2 separate regions of the Mus musculus genome follow, and region 1 is linked to region 2. A link is a loop called in an ENCODE intact Hi-C map of the cell type or tissue named here. Cell type or tissue: gastrocnemius. All regions are shown on one strand. Each heading gives the region's core, and the rest is flanking DNA. Links, peaks and the distances in the headings are about the cores only.

What was found. Hi-C counts contacts between places; a loop is a spot of excess contacts. Peaks named below come from ENCODE experiments on the same cell type or tissue, not always from the same donor. Only the 100,000 strongest peaks of a DNase experiment are listed, where the experiment ranks them.
Region 1: it touches region 2 in a loop (3-fold over the local background); 4 of 42 quality-filtered maps call a loop at or near these places.

The regions. Positions count from the first base shown.
Region 1 is chr7:109,965,552-109,972,933 of GRCm38, reverse strand. It overlaps Tmem41b (transmembrane protein 41B), which reads left to right. Exons shown (of 7, transcript NM_153525.5): 7 at 1-747. Among named protein-coding and RNA genes, the nearest start is that of Dennd5a, 8.8 kb to the right of the region's middle. In gastrocnemius, for the core only: a CTCF peak has its summit at 3,926 (motif pointing left); DNase peaks (open chromatin) are centred at 3,745 and 4,544; H3K27ac peaks cover 2,192 bases.
Region 2 is chr7:110,080,528-110,087,909 of GRCm38, reverse strand. It overlaps Zfp143 (zinc finger protein 143), which reads right to left. Exons shown (of 16, transcript NM_001374618.1): 10 at 5,993-6,118; 11 at 4,540-4,719; 12 at 1,570-1,797. Among named protein-coding and RNA genes, the nearest start is that of Zfp143, 23 kb to the right of the region's middle. In gastrocnemius, for the core only: a CTCF peak has its summit at 3,932 (motif pointing right); DNase peaks (open chromatin) are centred at 3,466, 3,924 and 4,374.

The DNA of each region.
Region 1 (7,382 bases), core at 1,202-6,201, 120 kb after region 2:
AGAACTTGGACCAAGCATTGTGACTAATTAATGCCCAGTGCTTGGAAGGCCGAAGCAGAAGGATAAGGAGCTTGTGGACAGCTTGCGTTGCCTGAGGCCTTGTCTCAGGCAAAAAAATCTCAGCAGTAGATTGTACCCCACAATCACCTGTATGCCACCTGTGTTCATTGAGCACAGACTTGATATAATGACAAATGTAAGTCGTCCAAGATTGAAACACTCCCTATCTTCGGTGCCAGAGATCCCAGGGCCTTGCACCCTAGGATTTAAGCCTGACCACAGCCATAAGAGATTTCCTAGTAATCCCAACAAAACATCCTATTGTAATGGAAAGGCAAGCAGGCTAACTAGGCATACACTGACAAAGACAGTTTCCTTCTTAGTTACGACTATTTATTTCCTGGAGCTTTGTTACTTTGAATCTAATATATCCATGATCTTAATAAATGTAAACTAGCTGGGTGGTGATTTTTTTTAATTACCATTTTTTATGAAGCCTTTTATTTCTTAGAACTATATGTAAGTCTATTAGAAGTGTTTCAAAATAAGATTAAAGATCAGTATATGGGGTGCTGGAGAGATGGGTCAGTGGTTAAGACCACCACTGCTCTTCCAGAGGACCCAGGTTCATTTCCCAGCACCCACATGGCAGCTCACACTTGTCTGTAACTCCAGTTCCAGGGTTTCTGATACCCTCACATACATGTAATGAACATAAATAAAAACACATTTCATATTTTAAAAACCGAAGATAATTTTCCCACCAATGATGTTTGAGTGATCCAGTTTCCCTGGTTAGTAGCTATGTTCATAGTAGACCAAAATGGAAGCAACCCAGATGTCCTTCAGTGAATGAGTTTTTAAAATTAAAGCAAAGTTTAAAAAAAGTTCAGTGTAGTGGTACATTTAGAATCCCAGCCCTCAAGAGATAGAGGTAAAAGGAATAGAAGTTCAAGGCTAGCCTGAGCTACATAATAAAACCCTGTCTCCCAAACCAACAGAAAAAAAATCTGGTGTCTCTCCTCTCTCGGTTTGAGCTACAGCTCAGTAGTAAAGCTTTTCTACCATATCTCAGACTTCTAGGTTAACCTCTGTGGGGAAAACACAAAGAGTAGGACTAAAGAGACCTACTCTTTGGCATGGGGATATTTACCTGAAATACTAGATTGTGGCTAGAGAGACAAACACATTCAAGGCCTGCCTAGGCTAATAGTGAGAACCTGTCTCAAAAACACACACAGGGCTGGAGAGGTGGCTTTTCCTCAGATAACCATAATCTCTTTAAGAATGGAAACATGGCCCATGACTAGTAAGGTTGGTCTGATTTCCACAAACTCATGTCTGAAGAAAAGGAAGAGTATCAGGGACTGTGGTTCCGTAGTTAGTGTGCGTGTCTTGTGTGTATTGTGCCACCCTAAGTTCAATCCCCAGCCATGCAGCAAGAGAAAGAGTAAAGGTGTCAGGTGGCGGTGGTTTGCAGGATAGTAAATGGTGAGGGTAGCCAGTTTGTACCCAGTGACATAAGGGAGAAACTGGGTCTGGAAACCTGAAGCCTGCTAGCATTGCAAAGCCCAGGTTGTCAGTGTTCTACACTCACAGAAGTGCTGTTGAAAGCACTCCGTGTGGGAAGCCAGAGATCTGAATTGAATCAGTGATGGTGAGTTCCTGTCCTCAAGACTCCAGGTTTGCTTCTTTTAAATAAAGGTTTGGTGAATGCCTACAAGGTTTGTGTTGTGGCTTTTAAATTGACCACAGGTAACATACAGTCACTGGTAGTATTGTAATGGGACAGTCTGGTCTGGAGTTGATTTTGAGCTGCTAGCTGTATCCCAGATCTATTAAGCAACAAAGGACATAAGGAAGCAATTTTAGGTGTTTTTACAAGTATATCAAAGTTGGAGGAATTTCTCATAGGTTAAGAGGACCAAGGTTTGATTCTCAGGACCAACATGGCCCCATAACAGATTGTAACTTTTACAGAATCTAATGGCCTTTTCCAACCTTCGTGGGTACCAGGCACCCATGTAATGCACATACATACATGAAGGCAAACACACACATAAAATAAATCTTTAAGTCCTTATGGCCCTCTGGAGAGAGCTCAACACTCAAGATGGATTTTTTTTGGGGGGGGGGTGTGTTCGAGACAGGGTTTCTCTGTGTAGCTTTGGCCTTCATGGAACTCATTCTGTAGACCAGGCTGGCCTCAAACTCAGAAGTCTGCCTGCCTCTGCCTCCAGAGTGCTGGGATCAAAGGTGTGCGTCACCACGCCCAGCTCAAGATGGATTGTTGCTCGGCATGAATACTAGAGTTTGGATTCCAGTACCCATGTCCTCCAAACACCTATGACTTCAGCTCCAAGGGGCACATAGAGACAAAAAAACTCAATTTTTGTTTTAAAATTTAAAAAGATGGTATGAGCCTGTAATCCCAAAACCTGATGCTGAAGTTATGTGAATTTCAGACCAGGACTATAAAATTACATCTTGTTTTAAAAATAAAAAGGAAGAAGGGGGCTGGAGAAAGATGGCTCAGTAGTTAAGAGCACTGACTGTTTTTCCAGGGGTACTGAGTTCAATTCCCAGCAACTACTTGGTGGCTCACAACCATCTGTAATGGAATCCAGTGCCTTCTGGTGTGTCTGAAGACAGCTACAGTGAACTCATATACATAAAATAAATCTTTAAAAAATGTAAAACAAATATCTGGGGAGGAAAATTAATGGACCAGATCCCTGGGAGGTACAAGAAAGCTAGATGGACTCATGAACTCAGAATAGGATTCCACACCTTTAATCCCAGCACTTGGGAGGCAGAGTCAGGTGAATTTCTGAGTTTGAGGCCAGCCTGGTCTACAGAGTGAGTTCCAGGACAGCCAGGGCTATACAGAGAAACCCTGTCTAGAAAAACAAAAAACCAAAACAACAACAAAAAATTACACACCAAAAACAAACCAAAAAAAAAAAAAAAAAAAAAAAAACCCAAAAAGCCAAGAACTAAAGCTCCACAGTAAATGAGGTGTTAGATTGTGGCTCAGTTGATAGAGTGCTTTCCTTGGCATGCACACAGCCATGCATTTAATTCCTCACTTGTGAAAACTGGTCCTGCTTGTTGTAATCCTACCATTTACTAGGTGGAGGCAGAATAATTCAGAGGATGAAAGTCACCCTCAGTACATAGTAAATTTGAGCTCAGCCTGATCTACACTCTGCCAATGGGCTGTGTCCCAGACCTTAATAGACTGACAGGCATTCCTTGTGAGATTTTTCAGTTACTCCTGGTGGACAAGTTGACATAGATGCTCATCCTGTTCTGGGCATGGATTTCTGAATTCCCCCAAACCACACAGATCCTGGAATTCTCTGCTCAGATAGTTTTATGAACTTTTAAAGGAATGAAAGCAGAAAAACAAACAAAAAACCAGACACTCGTGGCTCACAGAGCTTCATTTTGTATGCACTAGTCTCTCATCACATATCATTAAACCAAGTGTGTGGTCCTTCTGAGCACAGTTTCCTGTGCATGAGTGGAAAGGCAATGAAGGTGGCCCTGGGCATAGAAGAAAGGTAGGTATAGATGCTGCCTACCCACTGGCCATTTCCAGCTCTGTGCTAGCAACCAGATGATGAGGGTCAAAGGTGAGAGGAGAATGGAGCAGAAGCACAGGGAAAGCCTTGATGGAAGAGCAGAACAGATGCTGACTTAAGCTCTGCAAATCTGTGTCCTGTCTGAGCCCCACATGCTGGCATATATCCAGCAGCCCTGCTAGGAGCACATGCTCTCTGTGTGAGTGTTGCGGGGGTGGGAGGGTGGGGGGGGTGGGGGGGTGGTGGTGGCGGGGGTGGGGGGTGGGGGGGTAATGCCTCTCTCTTCAGATACTCTACTGCCACCTTTTGGAAGATGGTTACAGTAACTGTGCAAATTAATGGTGTCTACAATGAGACCCATCTGATGAAACAGTCTGTACAAAAGTTAGCAGGCAGCCTATGCTATGTTTTACCCTCAGGGTGTTAGGAGCCAGAGGTACAAATACTAATTTACAACCTGAGGTGAGTTTGATGCCATCCTGAGCAATCTGGAACTCTATCTCAAAAGACCACACAACAACAAATCCTAAAATACTCTGTTATAAGTTGTATGTATTTTCAGATTAGTGATATTTACTATATTTAGTGGGTAGTTCTGAATTGTCTTTCATGATCCATTATGTAACCACTACTACAACCGAGATACATGACAATTCCATCACCCTGTCTCAGAGTCTTTCAGAATCCTTATGTGCCTTATGCCTCTTAACCCCAGCACTCTGGAGACAGAGACAGGTAGATAGCTGTGAGTTTGAAGCCAGCCTGGCTTATTTAGAGTTTCAGGCCAGGCCAGCCAAAGATACATAGTGAGACCCTGTCTCAAAAATGACAAAAATCTTTCAGAGTTCAGCTACAGCTAAATATAGCTCCCTTTGGGATCCGGTCCAAGGCTTTTCATTCTCCCTCACTACGCCATCCGGCCTTTCCCAGGATGCTCTTGTCCCCAAGCTGATGAGAATAACGGTGCTACTGTATTCACAGTCTAAGGAAAAAGGCCGGGTGCAGCACACAAGAGGCCCATCTGGTCTGATTCTGAAAAGCTTTTCAGTCCAGTGGGACATGGGAGGAGGGGAAGGGCTGAGAGGAGCAACTATTAGTGTCTCTTGGGCTTGGAGAGCCAAAGATATTCCTCTGCTTTCTGGGTCCGACCACCCTACCCTACATTAGCCTCCCCCCACACAAACACACTCATTCAAACACATCTACATACACATCTATTTACAAGATCAGTTCTGTACCAGAATAGTCAATCATACAGAAAAAAAAAGGACCTCAGGCATACACTTACATACACACATTCACACGTTCACATACTACTTTGGGGAAGTTGTAACACCGGGTGACGTAACACTTGTTCCTCTTTCTCAGTTCATCCTTTCTTGTTGCAGCATCAGAAGCTGCCTGCGGCTGACCAATTTGGGAGCTTCCTTGCTGCTGCCAGTTATGTGGCTGAAAGGCTAAATAAAAAATGAAGCAGAGGTGGTTGCTGGTTCAGCGAAGGAGCAGACACACAATTGCTCTCCAGGAATCAGCTTTGTTAAGAGAAAGGGCCTCAGCCGGCCGTGGTGGCGCACACCTTTGATCTCAGCTCTTGGGAGGCAGAGGCAGGCGGATTTCTGAGTTCGAGGCCAGCCTGGTCTACAGAGTGAGTTCCAGGACAGCCAGGGCTACACAGAAACCCTGTCTCGAAAAAGAAAGAAACAAACAAAGAGAGAGAGAGAGAGAGAGAGAGAGAGAGAGGGCCTCCATGATGTAGTCAGTGACCAGGCTATGAGGTGGGAGGCCATTAGCACACAAACAATAAACCGGGCAATGCTGGCAGCACTCAGGAGGCAGAGGCAGGCAAATTTCTGAGTTCGAGGCCGACCTGGCTTACAGAGCTAGTTCCAAGACAGCGAGGACTACACAGAGAAACCCTGCCTTGAAAAAACAAAACAACAATAAACAAAAAGAAAAATAATATGGTTAGAGAGAGGACTCATCAGTTGGGAGTGCTTTCTGCTCTTCCAGAGGTCAGGAGTTAGGCCCTTAGCATCTGCTCCAGGCAATTCAATAACTTCTGGCTTCCTCAAGGGCATGCACACATACACACACACACACACACACACACACACACACACACACACACACACACCATATTCGAAACAGTTTAACAGGGGCTTAAACAGGAAAGAGACACTTTTCCTTTAAAACCTGGAGAGGAGGCTGGGTGGCTGGGCAGTGCTGGTGCATGAGACAGCAGCAGGTGGTAGAGGTTAGAGTTTACTAGCCTGGTCTACATAGGGAGTTTCAGGCTAGCCAGAGGTACTGAACTTTTCTCAAGAACTAAGTAGCTGAAGAGATGGCTCAGTACTTAAGACACTTGCCCTTGCAGAGAACCAGGCAGGGTTCAATTGCTAGCACCCAAATGGGTGGCCCACAATTATATGTAATTCCACGTCCAAGGATTTCAACACCCACTTCTGATCTCTGTAGGCACCAGGAACACACATAGTGCATAGACAAAACACTCATCCTATCTTTAAAAAAAAAGTTTCATTAAGAGGTTTAGTTCAGAGTAAGAACAAAAGCGAACCAGATGGAGCTGCCATAAAAAGGATGGCCGAGAAAGGCTCCTCAAAAGAGCCTTCAGAGAAGTCACTGAACAAACAAAAACAGTGGAGTGTGCTTGTTTTGGGGGGGCCCATGGGGCTTTTTTCAGCATGAGACTTTGTCTGGGATCTCACACGGGAGAAAAGAACGTGGAGGAGCCAGGCCCTGGTTAGGACCATCCACTAGGAACTGTAAAAGGAAGCCCAGCATAGGGGCTTCACTTTGCTCCAGGCAGGCAGTTTTGGGGGTGTGTGGCCTGGTTTTCAATTCTTTTAGAATGTGTGTTGTTGAGAGACAGGAGGAGTACTGTTTATAAGCAAGGTGTTAGGGGCAAGTTGGCCTGTAGGGTGTGGGAATGTGAGATATGTCTGACTTCTTAGGTAAAAATCAGAGATGGCTGTGACCTCTACGCATGGGGACACATGTGTATAAGCTGACCACTTCAGAGACTGTAGCCTAATAGCCTGGACTACATAGTGAGACTGTGTCAAATAAATTAAAAATGCCAAACTGCTGAAGGACAGGTGGATTCCTTTGAGGCCAGCCTGGTCTACAGAGTGAGTTGCAGGACAGCCAGGGCTACACAGAGAAACCCTGTCTGGAAAAAACAAAACAAAACAAAACAAAACAAAACAAAACAAAACAAAACGAAGAGTCATATGGAGCAAGGCATTAAGCAGCACTCCTCCATGGCCTCTGCACCAGTCCTGCCTCCAGGTTCCTGTCCTGACTTCCTTCAAAGATGAATGGTGATATGGAAGTATAAGCCAAGTAAACTCTTCCCTCCCAGCCTGCTTTTGATCATGGTGTTTCATTACAGCAACAGAGACCCTTACTAAGATGGTGCTTTGTGTACATGTATGTCTGTGTACAGTGTGTGTGCAGTGCCTGCAGAGGCCAGAAGAGGGGGCTGGATCTGCTGGGACTAGAGTTGCAGCTGTTTCTGTTCCTCTATGTGCATGCTGGAAACTGAATCCTGGTCCTCTAAAAGATCAAGTGCTCTTAACCACTGAGCCATCTCTCCAGCCCCTAAATATTATCTTTAAAAAAAAAATTAGGCTCACATGGGGCTGGAAAGATGGTTCAGCAGTCAAGAGTACTGGCTGCTTTTCCAGAGGACCCGAATTCGATTCCTAGCACCCACATGGCGGCTCACACTGTCTGGAGGGCTTCTGACACCCTCACATAGACATGCTTGCAGGC
Region 2 (7,382 bases), core at 949-5,948:
CCTGTTCAAAGAAGAACTTAAGACTGTACTACTAATCTGAGAATTAGGATATGAAGGATTTCAGTGTCAGGTCTAACTATCATGTGTTCAGATGGCAGCAGTCACTGAGGTGTAATGTTCTTCCCTTTTTTCCCCCACAGTTATTTATACACCATTATTCCCAAAGATTATGTCAAAACCAGAGATTATGTCAGAGAAAGCACAGATCTGTATTTTTTGAAAAGTAATCATAGTTGGGTTTTTTGTTTGGTTTGTTTGCTTGTTTGTTTTTTTCCGGGGTTTCTCATGTGGCCCTGGCTGTCCTGGAACTCACTCTGTAGTCCAGGCTGGCCTGCTTCCGCATCCTGCATGCTAGGATAAAGGCAACACAACCACAGCCTGGCCAATCATTGCTTTTAAAATATACTGTATTATAGGCCATTTTACAGACTGAGAAAATCTCTTACAGTCTGAGATATCAACATATAAGGAGGAGAGTAAAGACATGCTGTGCAGGTCTTATAAATTACATTTGACATTATTAAAGTCTGCTTTTTTTCCCCCATGTGTAGTTGAGATGTGCATTCATGTCCATGCAGAGGCTGGGACTCCATGAGGAGTCTTCCTTGATAGCTTTCCACATCATTCATCAAGGCAGGATCTCTCAGCTGAACCCCAGAGCTCATGGATATGGCTAGCCTAGCAAGCCAGCACGCTCAGGGAGACTATGTCTGAATTCCAAGACTGGAATTACTGGTGAAATTCAACAGGCATTTGTGTGGGATCCTAACTCTGATCTTCACACTCGCTTGCACGGCACTCTAACAGTGGTGTCTTCTCCCAACCCCCAAAGCCTTTTTTTCTAATTAAAAGGATTTAGCAGTTGTTTCTTTCTTGTTGTGAATGAAAGCTTATACTCTCTACATAGGTGCAGTGGATCAGGCCTGTAAGCCCAGCATTTGAGAGGCTGTAGCAGGAAGACTACTCCAAATTCAAGGCTAGCCTGGGCTACGGAGTAAGCCTCTGCTGGAGGGTGGTGGAAGAAAGGGATGAGTTCTATATGCCTCCGGTGTGACTGCTTAGAGGCTTGTGGCTGGAGAGCAGTCTTGCACTGAATACATTTGAGCACGTGCTATTTCCCAAGTTTAATTATAAACTTAAATATTTCTGAACATTTCATTCAGGTGCTGAAAATGAGAAAAGTCTTTGCTTTCCTGGGAGGAACTGCCACACTGGCCAGGCTTTTTCCAGAGAGTCTCCAACTTGCTTTCCTCTCGTCAAGCACTGGGGGCTTTCCCATGTGCCAAACCTTCCTTTTATCTTCAAGTCCCCTTCTTCCCTTCCCTTCTCCCAGGCATTGCTTCTTTGCCTCCATCATCCCATCCACCTTTATAATCTTTCCAAGAACACAACATTTCTCCGGGAAGCCCTCTCTGCTTTCCCAGAGGATACAAGTTCTCCTTCTTCCACAATGCCGAGCACTGGTGTCTTTCTGCAGCACTTGTCATGACTATACAAATGAAACTGAAGGACTAGAGAAGACAGCATGGGTTATAAACTCACAACAGATATGATTGTTAAAGCACTCACCTGGGGGAGGCTCGAAGAAGGCTTCCTGCTCCTCCTCAATGGGCTCTGTGTCGTTGTGGGCTGTCCGTTTGTGCATGGCCAGTGTGGAAATCTGTTTGTACGTCTTCCCACAGTGGTTACAGTTGTATGGTTTAGAGTGAGTGTGAACGACATGGTGTTTATACAAACTGGAATATTCTGTAAACCGTTTGTCACACCCAGGAACTGTACAGACATATGGCTTTTCTCCTAAATGAAGAAGACATGCAAAAAGGTCAGTTTTTACATAGGTAGACAAAGTTACTCCACAGCTGAAGGGTGAGACTTTTAAAAATCAACAAGAGCACATGCTTAGCACTCATGACGCAGAACTCAATCCCTAGCAGAGGGAGTGTGTGTGCATCCTAAGATGAAAAGCACAGAAGAAAAATTCCCTATGGTTTTAACTTGGCTCAGAGGTTAAGGGTGCTTCATTTCCAGAGGACCAGAGTTCAGTTCTCAGCACCCGCGTAAGGCAGCTTCAAGCAACTGTAAGTTCATTTCCAGAAGACCAATACTGTTTTCTGGTCTACATGATTTCTACACTCCTGTCACATCCTTTCCCTCATATACATAATTAAAAAATATTATCTTTGTGAGGTATGTGGCACACGACCATAATCCCAGCACTTGGGAGACAGAGGCAGTTGGATCTCTGTGAGTTCAAGGGTAGCATAGTCCATAGAGTGTGTTCTAAGCCAGTATGGACTTCAGTGTGATTAAATACATGTGCCACCAGGCCTGAATTCATCTATTACTGAACCTGAAACTCACTGACTTGACCAGATTGGCTGACCTCCTGTCATTGCCTCCTCAAAGATAGGATAGCAGGCACATTTTGCTGTGCTCAGCTTTTTCTATGGGTGCTTGTATGCTTGTATGGCAAGTGTTTATCAAGGGAAGCAGCACTGCAGCCCATCACAGTATCTGGTATTATAGTGCTTGTATGATAAGTGTTTATCAAGTCAGGTGGCTCTGCAACCCATCACAGTAGCTGATACTGTAGTGTTTAACCAATGCTTTCAATTTTGGGCCAGGTGTCAGTAAGAGTTACAGATTAATCTTTAACACTCTTTGTAAATTAAGAAAAAATTATGTGAACTTATGTGTCTCTGTGTAGGTATGTGTACATGAGTGCAGGTACCCAAAGATGCCAAAAGAGGGCATCATGTCCCCTTGAGTTGGAGTTACAGGCAGTTGTGAGCCACCTGCTATGGTGTGTGAGTGTTGGAACCAAGCTCAGGTCCCCTGCAGGAACAGCACTTGCTCTTGATTGCTGACTATCTCCTCAGCCCTTTATAAGTAAAAAATAGTAACAGCAGAGATTTTTTTTTATTTGTTTGAGACAGTTTTTCTTGTAGCCCAGGCTGTCATAGGACACAGTACATAGACCAGGCTGGCCTCCACTTCAGAGATCCTTTAGCTTCTTCCTCCTGAGTGCTGGCATTAGAAGTACTCGGCACCACACCCATACTTTATAAATTAATAAAAATACATTGATTTATGTGTATGGGTGCTTTTCCTACATATAAGTCCAGGTACCAACTGTGTACAGCACCCAAAGAGGTCAGAAAAGGGTCATTTTCTCTGGAAGTGGAATTACTGATGGTTTTTAGCCTCCATGTGGGTGCTGGGAACCCAGTCTGGGCCTTCTGAAAGAGCAGCTTTTAACTACTAAGGCATCTCTCTCTAGCCCCTTTTTGTAAGCTTTTAAAAATTATGTTCATTTTTAAATGTGTGTATGTGTGTGTATATGGGCTGCCTTGTCTGGGAGCACCTAGCCTTGAAGAGATTTGAAGTGCCAGGGTAGGGGTGGGGGATTCCCAGAGGAGGCCCCCACCTGCTCAGAGGAGGGGAAGGACCATGGGAGGGGGGCAGTGACCAGGATGTAAAGTGAATAATTAAAAAAAAATTAAATTAAAATTTATAAAAAGTTCTTATTTTGAAGGATGGCAGGTGTTTGTTTGTTTGTTTGTTTGTTTTTGAGACAGGGTTTCTCTGTGTAGGGCTGGCTGTCCTAGAACTTGCTGGCTTTGAACTTGAAGATCCGCTTGCCTCTGCCTCCCAAGATGTGTGTGTGGTGCCGTCACTGTCTGAGACAGTGACTTTTTTTTTTCCAAGACAGGGTTTCTCTGTGTAGCCCTGGCTGTCCTGGAACTCACTCTGTAGACCAGGCTGGCCTCGAACTCAAAAATCTGCCTGCCTCTGCCTCCTGAGTGCTGGGATTAAAGGTGTGCGCTACCCCGCCCAGCTGATGACAGGTGATGTTCTAAACAGGAAAATGGCTGTCAATTACCACTTGGAATATCAGCCCAACTGCTATTTAGGCTGCAGCAAAAGCCACCACTAGATGGCACCAAACAGTAAAAAAGGGATTCCTGTAAACCTTTTTTCCCCGTTTTTTTTTTTTGTTTGTTTGTTTGTTTTGTTTTTGTTTTAATTTTTTATTAGGTACTTTCTCCCGTTTGTTTTTAAGCGTCCACTTATGGCTGGCCTCACAGCCATGACATAGCTGAAGATGACTGTGACCTTCTGATCCTGCTTTGCAGCTGCCTCGTGCTGGTATTATGATGAACATAGCAGCCCTCCTTCACACTGGCTGTACTTGCGGTACTGGCTCACTTGTGGCACTTGATCAGCCTTACAGAAATGGACTTCGTTTTACATTCTGAAGCTTCCTCTCCCTGAGTGCTGCTTGCTTGCCTCCCCCTCCCCCGCCCCACCTCCCTAGACCCTTACTCATGCAAGCACTGAGGCAGATGGCAGTTACACGCCTGGCAGTGGCTCTGCCTTCCCCTGCTGGGATTAAAGGCGTTGTGTGTGTGTGCCATCACAGGTCAGCTCAGCAGAGAAAGTGTGGAGCTGCTTCAGCTCTTCTCATCATGGAAACTGGGAAGAAGAAGGCAGTTGAAAGCCTCGAAGGACACAGGGCAAGACCCCAGCAGTCATTACCTGTGTGTATCCTCACATGGTTTTTATAATTAGTTGCGCTGGCAAATGCCCTCCCACATCCAGGTTCTGTGCAGTAATAAGGTCTTTCTCCTGTGTGTGTCCTAATGTGCACTTTTCTGATATTTGATGTGGTAAAGGACCGACCACAGCCTTCAATAGGACACTTAAAGGGCCTTTCTCCTAAAGATACAAAAGGGAATAAATTAAACAGTTAAAAAAAAAAAAAAAAAAGAGAAATACAGAGATGGGAATGTCACGGGGTTCTGTCAAATGTCTCATCACAGGGTCTCACCCCATCTGCAGCCTGAAGGCCCTGAGTTTCCCTTCTAAGCATTGCTGTGTTCTGGAGAGAGCATTCAACACTCATCAGTGACTGTGACTTTCCAAGATAGAATCATCAAGTGGGCATATTAAAAAAAACTGAACTGAGAAAAGCATACACCACAATGTCAGAGGAAAGAGAAAAGAAAATCACGAACAGAGCTAAGGTTCAACAAGATGGCTTAGTGGGTATAAATGCTTGCTGCCAAGCCCAACTGAGTTGGATCCCCCGAACCTAAAAATTAGAAGCAGAGAATCAACCTCTGAACCTCTGTCTCTGTCTCTGGTTTCTCTGTGTAGCTCTTGGCTCTGTAGACCATGCTGGCCTTGAACTCAGTCCGAGTGCTGTGATTATCATTTCTGACCTCAGACATTTTCTTTACCAGCAGGAGAGGGATATTCTCTCTCTCTCTCTCTCTTTCCCCCTCCCTCCCTCCCTTCCTTGCCCCCCCCAGGGTTTCTTCTCTGTGTAGCCCTGGCTGTCCTGTAACTCACTCTGTAGACCAGGCGTGCGCCACCACTGCCCAGCCAGGGTCTGTTCTCAATTTTGCTACTTATCAAATGTGTAATCCTAGGACAATAACCTTGTTACTCAGGTAATCTCTGAAACTGAGAGGGTTGGTGATCTAGGCTACTGTGCATATTTCTGTGACTTCACCTTGGAAAGTTCACATTCAAAAACAGCAAGTTGGATGAAATTTTAGGAATTTAAGATAAGGCCCAGATAATGACTCCTTTCACCTTTTTCAGGGTCACCATCCTTTCCCTCAGATTAAGAATTCCAGGCCTGGAGGCCAGCAGTTACAAGCACTGACTGCTCTTCCAGAAGACCCCAGTTCAATTCCCAGCACCCACATGGCAGCTAACAACTATCTGTAACTTTGGTTCTAGAGTACTGATACTCATGCACATAAAATAAAATTAAATAAATTATTAAGAAACAATAATAAAATAAAAAGCAGTCCTGGCCTACCCTGATAGTACTAGCCTGTAATCCCAGAAATGGGATGGCCAATGTAAAAGCATCACAAATCCAAGGTCAGCCAGGCTAGATTATCTGATGAGATCCAGGAATCACAAAGGAAAGAAAGCGACTGCTGGTCTAAGTAGGACGTTCTGCTTCAACTGGTACCTGTATGGGTTCTGATGTGCTTCTGTAGATCTCCTGAAGTTTTGAAAGACTTTGTACAATTATCTTCTGAACACCGATATGGCTTTTCTCCAGTATGAGTTCTGAAATGACTTTTTAATCCATAACCTTTAAGAAAATTAAAGAGAAAATGTATCCATACAATACTCCTCTAAACATGTTTTTGGAGATTAACCTAGGGAGCATAAAGTAAGCAGGAAGAATCAAATCCTAGGCAGATATCATGTAATGACTATTAAGAATATTTGGGGCAGCTGGGCAGTGGTGGTGTACGCCTTTAATCCCAGCACTTGGGAGGCAGAGACAGGCGGATTTCTGAGTTCAAGGCCAGCCTGGTCTACAAAGTGAGTTCCAGGACAGCCAGGGCTACACAGAGAAACCCTGTCTTGAAATACCAAAAAGAGAAAAAAGAAAAAAAAAAAAGAAAAAGAAAGAAAAAAGATTAAGTGAGGCAAGCTAGTATGGTGGCTGATGCCTGTACTCCCAGTATATGGAATACTGAAATGGAAGGATTGCCATCAATTTGAGACTAGTGTGGAATGCAGTGAGGCATTGCCTCAAAAAACAAATCAAACAAAAATATTCAATATTAAAAAAGGGTGGGGCTTGAGAGATAGCTCCATGGTTAGTCCTCACTCATTGCTCTTACAGAGGACTTGGGTTGGGTTCCCAGCACCCCGGAGACAGAAAACTCCCTATGCCTGTTTTAACTATAATATATATATTTAAAGATTTATTTATTTATTATATGTAAGTACACTGTAGCTGTCTTTAGACACCCCAGAAGAGAGAGTCAGATCTCATTATGGATGGTTGTGAACTACCATGTGGTTGCTGGAATTTGAACTCAGGACCTTTGGAAGAGCAGTCAGTGCTCTTAACCACTGAGCCATCTCTTCAGCCCTTAATTATATTTTGAATCAGCATTTTTGGGGGGTGGGGCACGGTACACGGCAGTTTTACTAACCTATTAGGTTCCAGGCTGTCCTCAAATTCATAAGACATTTGCCTGCCTCTGCCTCCCCAGTGCTGGGATTAAAATCATATACTATCACACCCAGCTTTTAAAAGCATGGCTTTTATTTTTCCTGGTAGAAGAAAACACAGGATGGAATGAGAAATACCAAATATGCAGACACAGCTACATTGTTGGAGAAAATGGTAATACAGAAAGGGGCCCAGAGCAAACAGGACAGGAGGGAGGCAGTTAATTAAGAGACTGAAAGGGCTGGATGGACGGCTTGGCAGTTCCAAGTCTCTAGCAGAGGACACGGGTTTGTGTTTGGTTCCCAGGACCCATACCAGTTAGCTCACAACTGTTTGCCTTCAGTCCCAGGGGATCTAATCACCTCCTTGGGCTTATAAGGTCACC